Linked DNA regions of Homo sapiens: region 1 is linked to region 2. A link is a contact called in ENCODE Hi-C or POLR2A ChIA-PET data. All regions are on one chromosome and are shown on one strand. The core of a region is the stretch at or near the end of the contact, and the rest is flanking DNA. Distances in the headings are between cores, read along the strand shown.

Region 1 (2,831 bases), core at 186-2,685, 72 kb after region 2:
TAAGATCCTACATTAATCTGGCCCCTGCCTACCTCTCTCACCTCATCTCCAACAACTTGTTTTACTACAGCCATAACGTCTTTTCTGCTCTTCAAACAAGCCAAGCTGTTTTTCATTTCACTTACTGTTCACTCTATTGGAAATACTCTTTTCCCAAATCTCTACGTGGCTGGATTTTTTTTTTTGAGATGGAGTCTTGCTCTGCTGCCCAGGCTGGAGTGCAGTGGTGTGATCTTGGCTTAACTGCAACCTCCATCTCCCGGGTTCAAGCAATTATCCTGCCTCAGCCTCCTGAGTAGCTGGGATTACAGGCACCTGCCACCATGCCCGGCTGATTTTTGTATTTTCAGTAGAGACGAGGTTTCGCACGTTGGCCAGGCTGGTCTCCAACTCCTGACTTCAGATGATCCGCCCGCCTCGGCCTCCCAAAGTGCTGGGATTACAGGCGTGAGCAACCGCGCCCGGCCTAGATTTTTGTCTTCATTCAAGTGGAAGCTCAAATGACAGATGTCTTCCCAATGAGAAATCTCAAAAGCTCCTTCTCTCCCTTCTCCCTCCCCCATTACCTTGTTGTATAACTGAAATCATCGTGTTCGTTTATTTATTGGCCTATGTACTGCCTTTCCCCCCTATGCTGTAAGCTCTGTAGAAAGCAGGGACATTAGTGTCTTTGGATAAACCACTGTCCCCAGTGTTTAACACAGTAAGCAGGAGCTCGATAATTATTATGAATCATATTACGCTAATTGTTTTACAAGGTTTGCTTCACTTACACGTAGTAAATTAATGAAAAAACATAGCATCCTAATGACTCTGAAAGTTAAACGCCAAGAGTGCTACGGGGGTTAGGGATTTTAAAAGTGGAGCAAAATAAAGACTGCGAAACAAATACGTGTGTCGAAACAAATTCCAAACAAAAAAGATGTAATATTCAATTTGCCATGAGTGACGACGTTCGGCTGATAACCCACATAGCCCAGGGAAATCCCTTCCAAATTTGGACGAAGAAGAGGGAAGGAAGAGGGGTCAAGGCGCAGAAGGCAGTACCCAGGCCTGGGAAATCACGAAGAGACACAGTCGGGAAAGGGGGCCTCCAGAACAGAGAACATAGTCACTTTTCCAGGCCCCACCCATGTCTATTACCCAGTTAGGAGGAATGAGCTCATTTCTGTGAACGTGAGATGACCCTCCACCCCGTGCTCCTATCACACGCCATGAGCTTTGTCCCACATCCTTTCAATCCGCTCCTCTAAGCGCCGTCCTGAGCTTTCGTCCCAGATACGCAGAAGGAAGCGGCCTGAATCTTACCCAGTCCTCGACGCGCCCAGCTTCTTAACTGCAGAGGACGAAGCGGCCGCATCTCCCGGCAAACGCGTGTGAAGCAGCGGTGCCGCCATTGGGCCGAACTAACGCGACCGCTGCGCCTCAGGCCGGATGCCCAGCTCCTTCCAGCCACAGCCTCTGTCCCGGAAGTTGCGCGTGCCAGCGCAACCTTCAGCCAATCAGCGGCCCCGCGTGGGGAGGGCGTATGCTCTCGGCGGGCTAGAGCGCCGCTGAAACCCGCTCCTCGTTCTACTTGGAGGACTTGTTCCAGCCAGCGCTAGTGCGTGAGTATAAGGAGAGACGGGAAGGACCGGCTCCATCCAGCCCTGAGGATCCCGAAGAAAGGGTGGAAACACCCTGGATGTGCTAAGCTGTGGCCGGGTACACTCAAGTGTTAATTTTTTGGAGTCAAAGCCTCCCTCAGTCAAATCGAAGAAACTGAAGCACTTGTGACTGACCCAGATCTTCACGGAGGAAAGGGGATTCGAACCCGGCTGACCCAGGAGCCTGGGCTCTATACTCAGTGCAGCAGTCTCACAGACACCCAAGATAACGTTATCCTCACGGAAACGAGCTCGACGAAGTGACCTACCTCAGAGCCTCAAGGCTATGGTGATGCTGGCATGAGAAACAACAGGAGAGTTACGAAGAGGTGTTACCCCCTTGACTTTATTTATTTATTTATTTATTTTCTTTTGAGGCCGAGTCTTGCCCTTTTGCCCAGGTGGAGTGCAGTGGTGTGATCTCAGCTCACTGCAACCTCCGCCTCCCCAGTTCCAGCAATTCTCGTGCCTCAGCCTCCCAAGTAGCTGGGATTACAGGCGCATGCCACCACACCCGGCTAATTTTCGTATTTTTAGTGGAGACGGGGTTGCACTGTGTTGGCCAGGCTGGTCTCGAACTCATGACCTCAGGTCATCCGCCCGCCTCGGCCTCCCAAAGTGCTGGGATTACAAGCATGAGCCACCACGCCCGGCCAAACTTAAATTTTTAAAAGAGGAACAGGAGTCAGCCAGACCAACAAAAGAGCCACTGGCGTTCCAAGCATAGGAAACGGAGGAAACAGAGGCCAAAACCTCGGGACTGTGGAGGATGTAGAGGGAGAGCAGGGGCTGCCCCTACTCTCAGGGAGGGGAAAAGGTTGCAACTTTGGAAACTGTACAGGCCTATCAAAAATACAAAAATATCCAGCCTGGGTGACACGGTGAAACTCCATCTCTACAAAAAATTTAAAAAATAAAAATAATAAAAATTATCTGGGTGTGGTGGCACACACCTGTAGTCCCAGCTACTCGGGAGGCTGAGGATTGCTTGAGCCTGGGAGATAGCACCACTGCACTCCTGCTTGGGCAACAGAGTGAGACCCTGTCTCGAAATAAATAAATAAGTTTTTAAAAATGCATATGTATGGGCCCGGCGCAGTGGCTCACGCCTGTTATCCCAACACTTTGGGAGGCCGAGGCAAGTGGATCACCTGAGGCCAGAAGTTTGAGACCAGCCTGGCCAAC
Region 2 (3,022 bases), core at 523-3,022:
GAGGCTGAGGCAGGAGAATGGCGTGAACCCAGAAGGCGGAGCTTGCAGTGAGCCGAGATTGCGCCACTGCACTCCAGCCAGAGCGAAACTCAGTCTTTTAAAAAAAGAAAGAAAAATAGGCCGGGCGTGGTGGCTCATGCCTGTAATCCCAGCACTTTGGGAGGCCGAGGCGGGTGGATCACCTGAGGTCAGGAGTTTGAGACCGGCCTGGCCAACATGGTGAGACTCCGTCTCTATTAAATATACAAAAATTAGCCAGGTATGGTGGCAGGCGCCTGTAGTCCCAGCTACTCAGGAGGCTGAGGCAGGGAGAATTGCTTGAACTTGGGAGGCAGAGGTTGCAGTAAGCCAAGATCGTGCCACTGCACTCCAGCCTGGGTGGCACCATCTAAACACACACACACACACACACACACACACACACACACGAAAAGTATTTGCGTAGTGCTCTAGCAGTAGTCCCTTCGTTCATCATATGTTAGGATAGTTCAACAGTTTTAAGTATGCTCTGGGCTGGGTGCAGTGGCTCATGCCTATAATCCCAGCACTTTGGGAGGCCAAGGCAGGTGGATCACTTAAACCTCAGAGTTCAACACCAGCCTGGGCAATGTGGTCAAACCCTGTCTCTACAAAAAATACAAAAATTAGCCAGGTGTAGTGGCACACACCTGTGATCCCAGCTACTCAGGAGGCTGAGGTGGGAAGATCACTTGAGCCCAGGAGGTCAAGGTTGCCGTGAGCCCAAATAGCACTACTGCACTACTCCACTCCAGCCTGGGCGACAGAGTAGGACCCTGTCTCAAAAAAAAAAAAGAAAAAAAGATTGATGCTCATTATGTTTACAAAAGCACTGCATTTTTTGAAAAGTGTCTCACTGTGCTATTAGCTCACTTCTTGAGATGTGGTTCTTAGGAAAGAGAAGCCTTAGTAACTTAGTTTAGAGACGACTTGGGCACTCGGGAGATTTTTTCAATATCCCGTGGCTATGGAGTGCGGGAGAATGATGCCATTAACTACCAGACCCTTGAGGTCAGCACAGCTCTGGCATCTTCCTGCAGGCAGAACCGTATACTCCTGAGGATTTGAATGCTGTCCTGCTGCTGACTCACAGGCTAATAAATGCATGTGTTAAATTACTTGGACATTTAGCAGACATGGTGATCTGTATATAGCCATGCCTTATAGTCCACAGTGGAGCATACATTTCCTGAGAGCGTAAATCAGCATTCGCCTCCTCATCCTCCTCTTCCTTCTCTTCTCCCTCTCTTCTTTCTCGTCTTCAGTAGTTATTGAGCATTCACCTCAGTGTCAGGCACCATGAAGTACTTTCATGCATCATCTCATTTGATCCCTGCAACTTCACTAGAATGTCAGTTCCACTGATGACAGTGTATTCAGAATTAATTTTCTTTAAGAAAACAAAAAGGAATTTCTTGAGGGGCTTTCTACTGTCCAGTACTCAGTGAATATCTGTTGAATTAATATACTCCAATCCCATGAGTTAGATATGATTAGTGATGAGGGACCTGGGATTGAGACATTAGTCTAATGACACTACATTCTAGACCCTGTTTCTAAGCACTTCCTGTATTGCATATCAACTCATTTAATCCTCACAGCAATGTGAGATACATACTATCCTCCCCATTTTATAATTGAGGGAACTGAAGCATAGACAGGTTACATAGCTGGTGACTGGCAGATGAATTGACTTATCCGTGGTCCTGCAGGTGATGAGTGGCAGCACTGTGCTCTTATCACCAGCTCTTGAGCGTGCTGCATCCTCTCATTTGTCGTTGGTCTCCCCTAGTGTTCAGTACTGTGCCTTGCACGTGTTTATACTCAGTAGCTTTTGAATGACAGACTTACATTGCAAATACAACAGATTTCCATGTCTTATTAGAAACTGCTTTTCTTGAATTACTACATGTAACTTGAAGGATTGGTGAATATTTACAGTTGTTGAAATACAAAAACAGGTGGCTGAACTTAGAAACCACCAAGTGGCAGGTGACTTTGCCTGACATCCGTGTTCACAGACCTCCACAGCCCCTGGTGAAAACCACTTCTTCATGTCCCACGTCCATCTAATTACATGTGTTATTTTTTGTCATTTGCAGAGTCAACGGTTGCAGGAAAGTTTGAAGAAAGTGAATTACATCAAAATCTTGGTATAGTATATAAGTTCATCTGTTTTCAAAATATAACTTTTTTTGAACCTCAGCAACTTTGAATGATTTTAGAACTTTAGAATGATTTTCTCCACATTTCAGTGGAATTGTGGCAGCTCCAGTAAAAAAACAAAACAAAAAAACGAAACAAAAAACAAAAACAAAAAAACCTGCTTATATTTATACAGTGAGTCTGAAGCGAAGAAATTTGAACCATACAATGTTTAATTCCTATGGTGCTTTTCATGTACTTCATTTATTGTGTTAAAGTTCAGAATTGCACAAAGATAAACACCATTGACTTCAGCTGCCCAAGGCCTTGGGCACACTCTTCTTCCCAAAATGAAAAGTCACTTTGTGCCTCAGAATGCTTTGGGGTTCTCTTTCTGCAACCTTCTGCCATCAGTTTTCATTTGCATGAAGTGGGAGAAAGAGAAAAGCAAATGGCCCTGCTCTTGTCTTCTGATATCTTCCTGAAGTGAATCCAACAGATTGTTCCCTAGGCATAACTAGACAAGGAAATAAGGACTTAGGAGAGAATGGGGATCAGTTCAGGTTTGAAAGTTTTTGTGTTTTGCTTCATGGTATTTTAGAACTTCAGGAAATATATGTCAAATTCTGATTTAAATAGGTTCATTGAGTGTTTCTTTGACAATTCTGCAAGGTATGCTTAAGTTTAACATTTGAGTGTATTTGGGGTTCAAGTCAGTAGGTTTATTTTTCTTTTAGAACATGGTTTGGTTTAAATACAAAAAGTAGCCGCGCATGGTGGCACACGCCTGTAGTCCCAGCTACTGGGGAGGCTGAAGTGAAAGAATTGCTTGAACCCGGGAGGCGGAGGTTGCAGTGAG

Evidence for each region. Hi-C counts contacts between places; a loop is a spot of excess contacts on that map. ChIA-PET counts read pairs that join two places held with the same protein, here RNA polymerase II (POLR2A). Pooled maps may share reads with other maps.
Region 1: a loop to region 2 is called in a pooled map, with 2.4 times the contacts of the local background. The contact joins the promoter of RRN3 here to the enhancer-like site in region 2. A Hi-C loop is called at or near these places in 1 of 50 pooled maps. POLR2A ChIA-PET finds 5 or more read pairs at or near these places in 2 of 52 experiments (H1 and MCF 10A).

What each region holds. Positions count from the first base shown.
Region 1 is chr16:15,092,837-15,095,667 of GRCh38, forward strand. It overlaps RRN3 (RNA polymerase I transcription factor RRN3), which reads right to left and starts at 1,436. Exons shown (of 18, transcript NM_018427.5): 1 at 1,309-1,436. The coding sequence starts at 1,397. LOC100505915 (a long non-coding RNA gene) reads left to right here and starts at 1,575. Exons shown (of 4, transcript NR_125434.1): 1 at 1,575-1,975. It also overlaps a transcript of PDXDC1 not described here. RefSeq lists an enhancer at 1,416-1,710.
Region 2 is chr16:15,020,584-15,023,605 of GRCh38, forward strand. It overlaps PDXDC1 (pyridoxal dependent decarboxylase domain containing 1), which reads left to right. Exons shown (of 23, transcript NM_015027.4): 13 at 2,121-2,171. Among named protein-coding and RNA genes, the nearest start is that of MIR1972-1, 12 kb to the left of the region's middle. Within about 2 kb of position 1,773, at least 3 of the 41 ENCODE cell types and tissues checked have a DNase peak (open chromatin) inside an H3K27ac peak, as active enhancers do.